Regions from separate parts of the Mus musculus genome. Here all the other regions are linked to region 2. A link is a loop called in an ENCODE intact Hi-C map of the cell type or tissue named here. Cell type or tissue: left cerebral cortex. All regions are shown on one strand.

The links. A loop is a pair of places that touch in the nucleus more often than their neighbours do. Peaks named below come from ENCODE experiments on the same cell type or tissue, not always from the same donor. Only the 100,000 strongest peaks of a DNase experiment are listed, where the experiment ranks them.
Region 1: it touches region 2 in a loop (5-fold over the local background); 12 of 42 quality-filtered maps call a loop at or near these places.
Region 3: a loop joins it to region 2, with 2.2 times the contacts of the local background. A loop is called at or near these places in 2 of 42 quality-filtered maps.

The regions. Positions count from the first base shown.
Region 1 is chr1:160,741,291-160,746,290 of GRCm38, reverse strand. All of the region lies in intron 1 of Rabgap1l (RAB GTPase activating protein 1-like), which reads left to right. Among named protein-coding and RNA genes, the nearest start is that of Gm37083, 48 kb to the left of the region's middle. In left cerebral cortex, CTCF peaks have their summits at 2,022, 2,596 and 2,823 (motif pointing left); DNase peaks (open chromatin) are centred at 2,014 and 2,826; H3K27ac peaks cover 421 bases.
Region 2 is chr1:161,193,752-161,198,751 of GRCm38, reverse strand. It overlaps the pseudogene Gm6185. Among named protein-coding and RNA genes, the nearest start is that of Tex50, 37 kb to the right of the region's middle. In left cerebral cortex, CTCF peaks have their summits at 561 and 3,051 (motif pointing right); DNase peaks (open chromatin) are centred at 723, 984, 2,555 and 3,039; H3K4me3 peaks cover 980 bases; H3K27ac peaks cover 680 bases.
Region 3 is chr1:161,067,719-161,072,718 of GRCm38, reverse strand. It overlaps Dars2 (aspartyl-tRNA synthetase 2 (mitochondrial)), which reads left to right and starts at 2,059. Exons shown (of 17, transcript NM_172644.4): 1 at 2,059-2,726; 2 at 3,540-3,639. The coding sequence starts at 2,603. Cenpl (centromere protein L) reads right to left here and starts at 1,952. Exons shown (of 5, transcript NM_001159930.2): 1 at 1,363-1,952. In left cerebral cortex, a CTCF peak has its summit at 2,235; DNase peaks (open chromatin) are centred at 1,959 and 2,532; H3K4me3 peaks cover 2,106 bases; H3K27ac peaks cover 727 bases.

The sequences.
Region 1 (5,000 bases), 450 kb after region 2:
ATATGGAAGAAAAAAGAGCAAGAGATTAGAAAACAAAATGAAAAGAAACAAAGACTTTTAAAATATGAGAATGTTTAGAAACAAAATTAGGTAAATTTAAGAAGGGGAGTAAAAATAAAAAGAGGTTTACCATTCGTTTTGGAAAAACAGCAGTAGCAATTACTGAAAGTGTAGTAGAGAGAAACATGTCGGGTTGGGGAACAAAAGGCAAAATGGTGGCCCAATAATAAAAGATATGTAAATAAAATGTTTTTAAAAAATATAAGGAAGCAAAACTGCCATTAAACATGAAAGAAAGAGCTGGGCAGTGGTAGTGTATGCCTTTAATCCCAGCACTCGGGAGGCAGAGGCAGGCAGATTTCTGAGTTCGAGGCCAGCCTGGTCTACAGAGTGAGTTCCAGGACAGCCAGGGCTACACAGAGAAACCCTGTCTTGAAAAACCAAAAAAAAAAAAAAAAAAAAAAAAAAAAAAAAAAAGGAAGAAAGAAGACAAGGAAATACCAGGGCGTGGGGTAGTGGGGAACAAGAAAGGGAAGGTGAGGTGGTGGACTGGCTTCCACTGGGCTGATGGCTGCGTGCACTTGGGGCAAGGAGAGCGTTGTTGAATTTGTGGGCTTCCGTGTTTCCTTTGTTTATCCGGGTGCTGAACTTTCTAGAGGCTTTTTTTTTTTTTTTTTTTTTGCACCTGTCTGCTTTTCCTGGACTTTGCAATTGTTCTGTCATTGCCTTAGTGAATTTCTGACACTCTCTTCTCTCTATTTGGAACAGAGTGCTTTTTCTTCCTATGGGTCTTCTCTTTCTTTTGGTCACCTGGAGGTAGTGTCTGGTCTGACACCTGCACAGAGGTCAGGGGATCACTTCTTGCAGCACGTGCAGTTTCTTGAAGAGACAAATTGCTCACATGAAGATGATTAGGTCACACTCACAGCTTTCATTATGATATCAGTAGAAGGCTGTTGGCAAAGTTGTTCAGGCTTATGGTATGTGCTACAGTTCATTTTATACATTGATGATCCTGAATTTTTACATTTTTATATATTTGTAATGGTACTGTGTATGGTCTGTTAATGTTTGTGTGCCTATGTTTTGATACATTTTAACTTTTTAATACGTTTATTTGTATGTTATGATAGTAAATGATAAAAACAGATTGTTACCCACTTATGCCTTATACATTCATGACAGGCCTAGTTTAGCTGTTTAAAATATGATAAAACACTTATATAGGGAGAAAGTTTATTTTCACAGATTTAGAGACTTCAGTACACAACTGCTATGAAAAACACGAAGCCATTGAAACAGCAATGCAAAAACAAATATTTTAAAAATTAATTAATTTGGGGGCTCTAGAGAGATGACTCAGTGATTGAGAGCACTGACTGCTCTTTCAGAGGTCCTGAGCTCAATTCCCAGCAACCACATGGTGGCTCACAACCATCTGTAATGGGATCTGCTGCCCTTTTCTGGTGTGTCTGAAGACAGCTACAGTGTACTCATATAAATAAAGTAAATAAATCTAAATTTAAAAAATTAATTTTTAATTAGCATACAAAGGCATTTTCCTTATAGCATTTTCATATGCTCATCACCTTTCGGGATGTGATCTTGATTTTTTTTTTTTCTAGGTTGCCTATATCTTAAATGAGAATGTTAGCTTTAAGAAGACAGAGACAACAGTGGTTTTACTAATGAGTATAGCGTCTGGTGTATAGTAGAGACTCATGTAAATGTGTTAAATGCATGAATGAAAATGAATACTAGAAGATGTAGTAATCCTGAGAGTCGACTATAACATGAGAAAGAATTTGGTTTAAGGTGCTGTAATGAGAGAATATATTGAGCCAAGTAAGGCATGGCATATAGGCTGGGTTCCATATGCATTATTTTTATGTATGCTCTTCCAGCAGTTTCTTCTACTTGGAGTATTTCCCCTGAAGTAGAGGTAGGGCTTGTTTTAGAGGAGGCTGACCATATCCGTTATTGCTGATGTGATGCGTGAAGCAGTGGAGGGGAAGCAAGAGTGCCATCTAGTTTCTGGTTTGACTAAGTTAGCAGAAGAGCCTTAGTTGCTAAAAAGAGAAGCATGGATGAGAAACAGGTGTGGAGAGTTCATTAGAAATTCTATTTGGTCACAGTTGACTTAAGATACCAATAAAGCTTTTCTTTGGAAATGGTAAGAAGGGATTTGGATTCCAAGTCAGGAAATTAGAGAGGAATTAGTGTTTGGATAGAAATTTGGGAGACTGAGCATAGAGACACATGGACGTTTTTTATTCAGCATGGTGAGAGGATGCCTACAGCAAGTGTGCCAGGGAAAAGAACGGCAGCATTTAGAATCAGATAGAAACACTTGACAGTGGGTTGGAGAAGCCTGACCACAGAAAGACTCTTAGGCTACATGATGCTTTGGCTGCTAAGGATAAAAAGTGCAGCTTAAAAGAGAAAAAGACATGAATTGCTAACTCAAGCTGGAGTTTCAGACACAACAATAAAGTGGTTAAAAAAAACCCCTGGAAGATAAATGGCCTTACAAAGTGATTTACTTACATAACAGCAGTAAATGACTGGTACTTAACGAGTGCAATCCTCTGTTGTTTGGATATTCCTGGGAATTTTTATTTTTAACATTGAAAAGTAATTTTTAAATGTGCAATTTGAACTTGGGTTTTTCTTTTCTTTTCTTTTCTTTTCTTTTCTTTTCTTTTCTTTTCTTTTCTTTTCTTTTCTTTTCTTTTCTTTTCTTTTCTTTTCTCTTCCTTCCTTTCTTTCCTTTCTTTCTTTCTTGACAAGATTAATGGTTTTAGTGCCACCTAATGGCAAAGTGGAACATTGCAGCCATGTTTATCTGCAGTGAAAAGTGCTGTCTTTGAAAGAACATCTCTCGGGACTTTGTTCTTGGACAGGCCATGGAGTGCAGGATCTGGTCTTCTTCAGGCCAGCCTGCCTATTCTGCCCTCCTCACATTACTCGTTTATTCACAGTGAACACTATTTGATTTAAGATTTGTTTTTTCATTTAGGTTTTTGCTCATGTATTTTCCTCTAAGAGTTCTTTTTTAAATTTAATTTTATTTGTAATTCATTTTTTACACTCCATATTCCATTCCCAGCCCCTCTCCATCCACCTTCTTGAGGGTTAGGTGCATCATCTCTGAATGAACCTGGAAGTCCTCTACTGTATGTGTGTTGGGGGCCTCATATCAGCTGGTGTATGTTGCCTGTTTGGTGGTCCAGTATTTGAAAGATCTTGGGGGTCCAGATTAATTGAGACTGCTGGTCCTCCTACAGGATCACCCTTCTCCTCAGCTTCTTTCAGCCTTCCCTAACTCAACCACAGGGGTCAGCAGCTTCTGCCCATTGGTTGGGTGCAGATATCTGCATCTGACTCTTTCAGCTGTTGGGACCTCCACTTGAGCTGGATGCCACTTTGGGCCTGTTGCTGGGCCTTCTTTTCCTCAGGCTCCTTTCCATTTCCATACCTGTAATTCTTTCAGACAGGAACAATTATGAGTCAGAGATGTGACTGTGGGATGGCAATCCCATCCCTCACTTGATGTTCTGTCTTCCTGCTAGAGGTGGGCTCTATAAGTTTCCTCTCCCTACTGTTGGGCATTTTATCAAAGGTCCCTCCCTTTGAGTCCTGGGAGTCTCTCACTTCCTAGGTCTCTGGGGGGGGGGGGGACCGTGGGGTGAGGGGGGGTGTCCCATTAACCTTCTATTTCCTGAAGTTGTCTATTTACATTCTTTCTGCTGGCCCTCAGGACTTCAGTCCTTTTTGCTCACTGGATACCAGATCAGGTATCCCCTCTCCCCAACCCTACTCCTCACTCCCCCATCCACTTTCCCTCCCAGGTCCCTCCCTCCCTCCCTACTTGTGATTGCTTTCTTCTCTCTCCCATATGGGACTGAGACATCCCCACTTAAGCACTTCAGGTTGTTGTTGTTGACCTTTTTGACTTCTGTGGACTGTATCTTGTTTTTTTTCCCCCCCCCAATATCCACTTATTACTGAGTACATACCATACATGTCCTTTTGGGTCTGGATTACCTCACTCAGAATGATATTTTCTAGTTCCATCCATTTGCCTGCAAAACTCAGGTTCATTTACACAATGGAATACTACTCAGCTATTAAGAACGAGGCCATCCTCTAAGAGTTCTTTTCTGCCACTTTACTTGAGGTTATCCCACGCTCTGCACCATTTCTCTGTCGTTTGCTGTTTTACTCTTTAAACTTTTAGATTTGGACCGATTTCACTCTCTCCCTCTTCTCCTCACTCACTGTCCCCCACTTTCTCTTTATCCTCCTTCCTCTCCCTCCTTTTCTTTTCTTCCTCACTAGTGTTTAAGCGTTGGAACAATGTCTACCTTGTCCAGCCTTCTTCAGGCATGTAGCCGAGGACTAAGATCACTGTCTGTTATGTAGTATGTAATATCTTCAGTCAGAATTAGTTGTGTGAATAAATTTATGAACTTCTAGAAATTTGAGTTTCTGTGAGACTATAGATCTAGCAAGAAAATGGAATTTCATTTAATATGATTATTGAGACCTAACTTGGTACATGAATACAAATGTATGAAATTTTACCTTTTGAGTGTTGTAAAATATTAATATCTCCAGAGAAGAAAAACACATCTTAGAGTATTAAAGTTTATATTCATTTGTCAACTTCATTAACCGCAAAATATTTTAAGTATGGTACTTGGTCTTTAGGAGATAAGTTTTTTGAAATGCTTTGGATTTAATAAAGTAATTGAATACATTTTATTGGATAGGGTTTTACTATGTGTGTGTGTGGTTTTTTTTACCTTGTTAAACTTCTGGGCTTAAAGGCTTTCCCTGTCTTAAACCTGGGAGGCTGAGAAGCTGAGATTACAGGGATCTCTTCTCCTCCCCCTCCCCTCCCTGTCCCCCTCCCCTCTCCTTCTTTTCCCTCCCTCTCCCCTCCCCTCCCCCTCCCCCTCCTACTCTCCTTTTCCCTCTCCCTTGTCCATCTCTGT
Region 2 (5,000 bases):
CTCCAACACCCACACCCACCCTAACCCCCAACCCCACACCCACACCTACCCCTACCCCAACCCCACTCCAACACCTACACCCACACCTACCCCTACCCCCAACACCAGGTGGGAAGGGTAGGTAAGAGTTTTGCTGGTGATGCATCTCGCTCTGACCTCCTTCCTTCACACATTACGATGGTGTCACACAAGTGTGGATGTGAAGGGGAAAAAAAAACCCAACAATTCATAGAATAAGTCTATCGGAGTGACGTAGAGAAGGCACTATTGTCTCTAAACCACTTTCTTCATAATGACAACATCAATAATGCTGATCACTGATGGCACATTGAAACGTTAAAGATAGAAATATGTAAATAAATAGAATTTTATTAGCCTCATCAAAGACAAGACCAGCCAAGTACTAAAATTCTCTGAAATCTATACTGAATGCATATCAGGAAACTCACTTAGTAATGATGAACTCCATCCTCGGTTTAAAGCTTAAAGAATCCAAATTCAGGCCTACCGTGACCAAAGCAACAATGCCTGACATTCCGAAATATTCCACTGGGGAGAGAAGAAAGTGAAATAAATTTAAATGTGATTAAATCTATACACTGATTCGCCCTGAGGAAAAAATCAGTAGGAAAGGTGAAAGCAGCGTTTCTTATTTAGAAAGTTGCTTCAAGGGATTGGCTAATGCTGTAGCTCAGGGAATAGCAGTGCTTCTTCGGAGATGGGCAATAGAATAAACACCCAGCCTTTGTGAGCCATGGGACCTTCCTCAGCTATGATGCTGCAAGAAGCCGGAGGTAACATGCAGACGGTTGGCTAGCCAATAAAATACTACAGACTTTAGACTTCAAATAATCTTCATCTCCATGAGATATTATTCTTTGATTCTGCTCTTTTCATAAAGCTTTTTTTAGCTCAGAGCAGATTTGACCCAGTTTGCCAATCCTGCATCATCACTGAGGCTAGGGCGAGTGGGAAAAGAAATGACGTAATCTCCGCTCAGCACCTTGGGACTTTGTGCTGCATGGGCCAGGCGTTGCTGCTTCCTGGAGCATTTGCCCTTCTCTCCCCGACTAAATTGGCAATTCACTGGGCTCTAAATGTTGAAACATAGTCTAGGGAGAATGTTAGAACACAAAAATACTAAAGGTGCCGGGCTACAGAGTCTCCAAGGAGCCCAGGGTGACAGTAGACAGAAAGGAAGAGAAAGAACATCCAAGCAAGCAGTGGAAGAGCTTTCAAACAGGGCACAGCACGATGCTTATGGGATGTGACCTCCCCTTTCTCCATTAATGTCCCCACGTCTGCAAAGCAGGTGTTAAGTGGGGTGAATAGCACCTCACATCCTTATTGCAAGCATTAACTTAGATGATATGTTCCTTGGCATATGTGCATGGCAATGGATGGCCACTCTTGTGATTCCAGTATTAACCACTGTTGTGACTACTACAGTACTGATTTTAATCCACTGGTCTACCACTTATCAAAATTCTTTTCATTTATCTATTCACTTAACTTCACTTTGGATATATATATACATACATATACATATACATACATATATATATATATATATATATATATATGCACTTTCCTAACGAATTTAACTTCAACAATCAAGTTGAGTAAAGCTAACAGTTCTGCAAATGTTTTGATAGGGGACAACTGTCAAACTCTTATTTCCAGTTTCTTTGAGTACATGCTAGTTCTTATTTTTGTCTGATATACATATATATATATATATATATATATACACATATGTATATGATCTTGATTTATTTATTATCATATATATTCTTGCTGAGTTTTAAACACATTTTTATCAAATGTTTGTGTTTCTTTTTTTTAAATAAAGCTTATTCTTGTAATTAACTGCATCAGTTCTTAGCATGACTTCAAATATATTTCTGAACACATTCAAGAAATTGATTTTTTATAAAGTTACTGACTACCAATTTCCATTTCTTTTTTTTTTTAAGATTTATTTATTTATTTATTATATGTAAGTACACTGTAGCTGTCTTCAGATACTCCAGAAGAGGGCATCAGATTTCATTACGGATGGTTGTGAGCCACCATGTGGTTGTTGGGATTTGAACTCGGGACCTTCAGAAGAGCAGTCGGTGCTCTTAACCACTGAGCCATCTCGCCAGCCCCATGTCTGTGTTTCAATGACTTGAGCCAAAGTGACGGAACATTTTTGGTTATATTGATAAATGAAAATAAGGAACTTGTATTGTTAATTATGTGAGAGTCCCATCCCAACTCGAAAACGTGTGTGTCTGGGCTGGGAATCCTCTAACGTGAAAGGGAGGCTGAAACGCCTTCTGCGACCCGGTCCTGGCACTCTGCCCTTGGCTATCATCCATTTAATCTGTCTAAGGGGACACCAAATATTGGCTGCAAACACCTCCATTCCTATTAGGAAGAAGAAATGAACCAGCATTTATGAGCCACCCTGTCTTGAACACAGTAGGGAGCTGGCAAAGGCTCAAAAACAAGTGTCTGGGATTGGGGAGAGAGACACGCCCCGCCCCCCTCCAGGAACAACTGTCACTCAGAAGGAGGTGGGAGGAGCTGTGTACACAAGGAGCTCTTGCCAGTCCCTAGGGTAGCCGCAGCTCACAAGCATAGCAAGCTTCATTAATGCATGCAGTGCCTTACACAAATGGAGTATTGTTAGACCGATTGTATAGAAGAGACAAGCTTAAAGAGGCTAAGTATTTCCCAACGTTGCTGATTGACGGAGTATATCTGGATTCTGTCTACTCAAAAACACATTGAGAAGGAATGTTGGTTCATTCGATCAGCACGTATTAAATTACTGTCGGGCATTTGACCAACTCTAAGCTTGGCTGAAAGGAGGAAAAACTAATCGAGTGAAGAGCTGACTATGAGCGCCACTCATATTCAAGAGGCTCACAGTCTGGTAGGGAGGTGGAAAAACTGAAGTAAGGCATCCACAAAACTTTCACAAAGGAGCAAAGAAATAAAGCTGAAGGAAACGAGCATTCCGTGAATGTTTTCGCTAGTTTGACTGGCTCAGGGCAGTAAGCAACCACTAGGTGGCGATATATCTACAGGAAAAAGAAAACTGCCTTTCCTTAGCTAGAGGTGTAAGAGACGGCTGAGATCTTCATTGGTTAAAGTTGCTCCAGTGTATGAGGGGAGCAAAAGCAGTTTGGTCATAGTTAATATGGTTCCTGGGAGCTGAAACACCTCAAGTCCCAATTTTACAAAACTGAACTAACGGAAGGCCCACTGGGGCTGGGTACAGTTACTCCTGCAACTTACCCGATGCCCCAGCTTCTCTTCCTGACACAAGCACTCTTGATCTCCCCACTCTCGTTTCCCACCTTCTAGATTCAAGAAAAGATCGCTATTTGAAAGGACCTTTTAGTCTAGTGAGTGAAGGATGACGAGCTTGGAAAGCCCTCGGGAACTTCTCCGCCAACTTTTCCCATTTTATGGGGTGAGCAGCTCAAGAGTCCAGACAGAAACAACTCCATGACGATTCCGCTTCTAGGGCACTGCCATGGACTTACTGTAGGGTTAGAGAATAGAGCTCAAAGGGCTAAGAGTACCCAGACATAGGAGCGCAAAGACATGAGGTTACAATGAGAGGCCAGGAGAGAACTAGATCTGACAGAGAGGTGATGTGACAAAACACAAGTGGGTGGGTGGGGGGTGGTAACAGACAGGAGGAAGACATGAAGCAGGGGAAAGGAGCAGGGCAAACCAGGACTCCCAGGCTCTCTAGTAGGATGGCAGTTCTTGTGTTTGTTTGCCTTACCAAGGTAAAACGTCATGTACACCAGTGAGAAACAGAGAACAACGTTCGTCAGTGTGTTGCTAAAGAGGTCGGTCAATATAATCTGGATGACTCTCGTACACCAATAGCCACATATGGTGCTTCCAAAAACATCAAAGCTGAGTCCGATGATTATGTGTAACTCTAAACATAAAAGAAAGGAGAGAAAGGGGAGAAAGAAAAACGTGAGTTAACCATCTGGGTTTTGGCTTGTTTGTCTGTGTTGTTTTGTTTTTTTACTGACTGCACTCTGGTTTGTAAACAGGGGGCCTGTTCTTCCTCAGGCAGAGTGCCCTGTGAGAGTCTGATAAATCTACTTAATGTAGACTTCCCCAGGGATGTAAGTGAGCCCCCACTTACACGCTGGTAAACAATCCCAATGAAACTCCTTAGGTCACACACAGAAAGACATTAGACAGGAGGGCTGGCTGCAGAGAGGAACAAGGAGTGTGGGGAAAGAGACAGGAGAGACTAACAGGAGTGGATACGATTGAAACACATCATGAAAGCATAACTAAGCCCGTTACATGGTTAATGCGTGCTAATAAGCCATTTTAAAATTATCTACCTGATTTCCACCAACACTTCCTTATGCTTTTGGTCCTCCCCACCCCCTCTTGCAGCTACCACAAATGTGTCCCCAGGGCTCATGTCTCCCCTTCACGCTGTGCTGATTCCTGCCATTCTTCTCTAGCTACTAACGAGACATCTAGAAACCTGTCAGGGGAATGTATTCCGCATCCCAGGCACCATTAGCCACACAAATCTGGCTGTTGTCCCCCTAGGATTGTTTTACCAATATGCATTAGTTGTTTGCCTTCACCCTCAGATCTAAGACCACGCACAACTCTTAGCATCCACCAACTGAGATACATGCTGATCCCAGCTAGAGGGATAACCTGGGCCGGATGATGCAATTGGTCTATGTGTGTATGCATGCTGAGGGACAAGAGATGGGTCTTTTTAATTATTTCTTTTCCTTCTTTTCTTTTTTTTTTTTTTAGATTGTAAAATTATATCATTTCCTCCTTCCCTTTCCTCTTTCCATCCCTCCCATATACCCCAGTTTGCCTATTACAGATCAATCCAACACACACTTTGCATTTTAGCAATCACTAAAATGCAAATATGGTTATATTTTCTTGTTTACCTCACTTCTCATTTTAATTGATCAGAGAGCAATGTATAGAGA
Region 3 (5,000 bases), 130 kb after region 2:
CACCTTGTCCTCTGACCACTGCACCCACACCGCACACACCACAGTACATGCACACACACAGAAGTATTAAAAAATAAAATCAAATAAAAAGCACCACAGACAGGGATGCAACATTTAAATAAGCATTTTTTCATTTTCCCACAGGCATAAAGTATTCCCATGATGTGAGCCTTGGCCACACTCCTGGTGAGCCTCCCACTAATGTGCACCTCAGTGGGTTTAGGTTAATGGCCCTCCCTGTCTTGTCCTTTCTCGTTGCTTTCAGGTGGTTTGGATTAAGAGTCCCACCTCCTGTCCTGCCTGCTTCCAGGACTTACAGAAGGACCTTCAGTGGGGGTCAGGAGGAACCAAGAACTGGGGCTGCTGCTACCAGGAGAAGTTCCTTCGGCTCTTATGCCTGTGGAGGTCCCAGGCCAACTTCTGGAAGACATCTTTATCTTTACAGACACCCTTGGCCTTCTCATCAGAGCAGTATTGGGTTTGGCAGGAGAGCTCCTAGTCTTTTTTATTATTTTTGACTTTACAAATTCTTCCTGTCCATAGCAGCCATGCAGGTCCCACTTATCCGAACCCCTCTGTTAAAAATCTTCCATCAACTGAACTTTCCTTCAGAAGGCAGCGTCTTCCCTCTGCCACCACCTCCTCCCGTTCTTCTCCCCACTTGTTTGCTATTTAGATAGGAGTCTTCATCAGTTCTGTTTATACAGAATCTTTCTTTAAAGTAGGCTAACTAGTACAATAACTGCTAAGTATACATTACTTTTCAGGCATGTTTGTAAGCACTTAACAAAGATTAAGCCTTTAACGAATATTCTTTTGTTTGGGGGTGTTTTGTTTATATCGAGTGACAGTCTCTCTGTGTAGCCCAGGTTGGCCTAGAACTCACGGCAATTCTCTTGCCTCAGCCTCCCTAGTCCTGGGACATATCTGGTACTACTGTTCACTCCTCAAACGACCCTATTAGTAAGTACGCTGCTATGTTGCCAGGTGACTGGAGGGAAAGGTTCTACGAATTTCTCAATTCTTCGCCTCCTTTGACTCTTATGCCCGTGGCAAAGGGTCCTATCAGCCTCTTTCTAGTATCCACGGAACTATATCTCTCATCAAATTCTCTTGTACTCAGTTCCTAACACACAACTAAAACTCAGTAGTTTTTCTTGTGGTTAGTCCATGAAGAAAGTCCCTGAGTTAGTCACTGCAATATTGCCACAAAAGTCAACCCACTGCTCCCATACTAACGCTCACGTTGACGTTAGCTTCCGTTTGTACACATCTTAAATACACAAAAGCATTGCAAAGACAACAGTCACACAACAGAAAGAAATGCAGTACACGGCCAGTCGAGGACCCAAAAGCTCTTACCAAAACTATGTCGTAAAGACACTGTCATCCACTCCGGATTCACGAATCATCCTTCAAGTTTTGCTCCAAGACTACGTCGAGACGAAAGGTTTTGGTTTTTTAAGAAGAAGAAAGTGGCCAAAATGACTGCTTAAGAGAGAACCGAAGCAATCCCCGGTGAGTTCAGAAGAGACATCAGGAGTCCTGGAGTGAACCTAGCTTCCCTCAGGCTCGAGCAAGACCTGCGACTTCCCCCGGGAGAGACAGCTCGGCTTCCCAAGCTGCCCGGCTCTATGATCCTCGCTCTTCGGAAGCTGGCGCCGGCCCACGAAAAACAGGGAGTCCCCAAAGACCCTTCTCCGGAGCTCTCCGGGGATCAAAGGTAGACTTGAAAGTTCCGCTCGTCTAGGCGCTTTTCCACACACGCCACGCCCTCCAGTTTAAAATCATTTCCCGACTTGCCCTGCGGCCGACTCGGAAAGCCTCGCCTGTGGCCCTCCGATTTCACGTAACTGAAAGCAACTGAAGTCGTCATTTTAACTGAGGGCAAGGCTTGGAAGGCTTCAATCAATAGCCTCAAATTCCCAATCCCCTATTGCGCCGCGTTGTTCTTCCGTTTTCCAACCGGTGCGAAACTTTCCCGCATACTGCCGCCCACAATAAACATGGCGGAGGCGCCCTCGTCCTGATTGGCCGGAATCCTTGCGTAACTTTGGCGCTCGCCGGGCGTCAGAGGGACTGGCTTGTGGATGTGGTTTGTGTCTGGGTTTGAACCTCAGAGCTGTTTGGATTTGTTCGTCTTCACCTTTCAGGAAAATCCAGGATGGGCCGCCAGGTTTGGGAAAGTTGAAACACGAGGCTGCACCTCCTTATATTTCTGCTTATGCCCTGGTCACCTTCGAGATACGTGGGAATAAAGGGAGGACGCGCGCCTGGTGGCCGGCCTTCCGGCTGGGGCGCTCTGGCACTGGCGCTGCTGTTGAGGCATCTTCGGGGCTCAGCCTTGTTTAATTAAAGTGGGAACTGATGCACTGAAGGAAGCAAAGGCTTTCCCCCTACCCACTCACCTAAGGTCTCTGGAGACCTTGCAGGTCAATCTACTTTGTAGATACTAGAACGTTCAGCGGAGCAGGGTCTGGATGCATTTGCGTGGGAACTAGAATTTTAAGGGTTCCCAGGTATTCCGAAAACCGAGTTTTGAGCACCACCACACCTGCAGCGTGGGATTCGTGATTGTCTCTCCGGATCCCGGGACTTCAACATGTATCTTGGTTTTTGGTTAAGTCGTCTATGCAGGGGTTTATCCAGACCCATCGGGAAGACCATGCGGCCAATCTGGGGTTCTCTTTCCAGAAATCTGGCGTTGAGTTCACAAAGAATTCCAGGTGAAGGCAGCTACGAGCTTCCGCCTGTTTTTGACAGCTTGTTTCCCTGATTCTAACTGCATTTTAATACCAGGTCATTCATTCTCTTGATTAGTTATAATTAAGGTCCCCCCCTTGATTATAAAAAAAAAGTAGATAGCCTGTGTAGTGTATACTATTAGTAGAAAAACTAAAGTAATAATTTAAATAAAATCTTTTCTAATAGTTTATTGATTTACAAATGATTGTTATAAACTATACTTGTACTAAAGTTAAATACTAACTGCACTGTCAAGCAGGTAATTTCTAAAATTATATGTCACTTACCAAAATGGACAGCTACCATTTTATGTCCCTTCAAGTGCTAGTTTATGTACAAGGTTTAGATTTTTAAACAGAAGGCAAAATTTTCCTTTGGGGCAGTTATTTGCTTGGGCCTTGACACTTGTGCAGGTAAACACAATAGGGATATTGTATAATCTAGGCTATTTTATAAACTACATCAGACCTACAAGATGGCTCAGTGGCTTCAGGCACTTCCTGCCAAGCCTGAGTACCAGAGTTGACTCCCAAAACTCACACTGTGAATGGAAGAAGAGAACAGAATCCAACAAGTTGTCCTCTGACTTCCACAGGGGCACCGTGGCATGTGAGCCCACATACCTGTGGGTACGCACACATAAACACACACACACACATCTAATTTAAAATTTTTACAACTTCACCCATTGACCTGAAAGAGCTGATACATCATGAATGGAGAGTATTTTTAAAGAAAACTACAAACATTCTTACTGATGCCTTTTAAAGTGCTTTTTCCTTCTCTTCTTAAAGAATTCAGTAGCTTTGTTGCTCGGACCAACACATGTGGAGAGTTGCGTTCGTCCCACTTAGGCCAAGAAGTCACTCTGTGTGGATGGATTCAGTACCGCAGGTAAACTGAAGAAAATGGTTCAGGAATACATGGAGGTCGTTTTCCCAAATAGTTCCAACCTTTGCTAGTTTTTATCCAGGCAGAGAATAATATTTGCCACTTTTGTAATTTCTCGGAAGTCACTGCCTTTTCCGTTCTGTTTTGTTTTGAAAAAGTCTAATAGTGTTATTCCCAGTAAGTACTAATATCGGTTAAAGGGAATAACGATAAAACGTGACCCACCGGAGGACTGAAATAATCCTGAGCAGAGTTTACAAAACTCATAAGCAGTAAGTGGGAATAGACTAGGATTCTGTGAGGCAGCTATGAAGCTGCAGAAGCATAGGAAAACAAGTTTACTTCATTCAAAATGTAAGTAAAAAAAAGCTTAAAACTGGGAGCAGTCATCCATTAGGCTCAAAGCCCATTCATTGCTGTGTTTCTTATTGCTCCTCTCTTCTGTTCTGAAGCATACTAGCATATTAACTCTCTAAAGAAGTTCAAAATGTGGGTTGATGTTTGTCACATGAAAGACGCTACCTTGGCTCTTAGAGTGTTCAGCATGCTGGATGCAAACATTAATTGTCTTGACAAGAATCATGTTCTTAAACTGCTTGTATATAACCGTCGACATTGTGCTGAGTGACAGTGTAGACTCTTACAGCTTTGCCATAGTAACGTTCTTGGAGCATTTTTTTTAAACTGTATTCTTTCCCTTAATGTCTGCAGTATCATCCTTGTAGAGTCACAAAGGAATGCCTCTTTGCTTTCCAAAAGGCCTAGAGAACGCACATTGGTGGTCGCTTCTCTTTCCCTTGGTATTTATGTTTATTTTATGTCTATGGGTAGTTTACCTGTATGTATGTTTGGTTGTATGCATATCTGATGCCTATGGAGGCCTGAAAAGGGTGTCTAATTCCATGAAACTAGAGTTACCAACAGTTGTGAGCTGCCATCTGGGTGCTGGGAATTAAAGCTGGGACCTCTAGAAGAGCAAGAAGCACTCTAAGTCTCTGAGCCACCTTTCCAGCCCTGGTTTTCCCTTTATAAATAAACTATTTGAAATAAAGAAGAGGGCTGGAGAGATGGCTTAGCGGTTAAGAGCACTGACTACTCTTCTGAAGGTCCTGAGTTCAAATCCCAGCAACCACATGGTGGCTCACAACCATCTGTAACAAGATCTGACTCCCTCTTCTGGAGTGTCTGAAGACAGCTACAGTGTACTTACATATAATAAATAAATAAATCTTTTTAAAAAAAGAAGAGGGCTGGAGAGATGGCTCAACAGTTAAGAACACTGACTGCTGTTCCAAAGGTCCTGAGTTCAAATCCCAGCAACCACATGGTGACTCACAACCATCCATAATGAGATCTAATGCCCT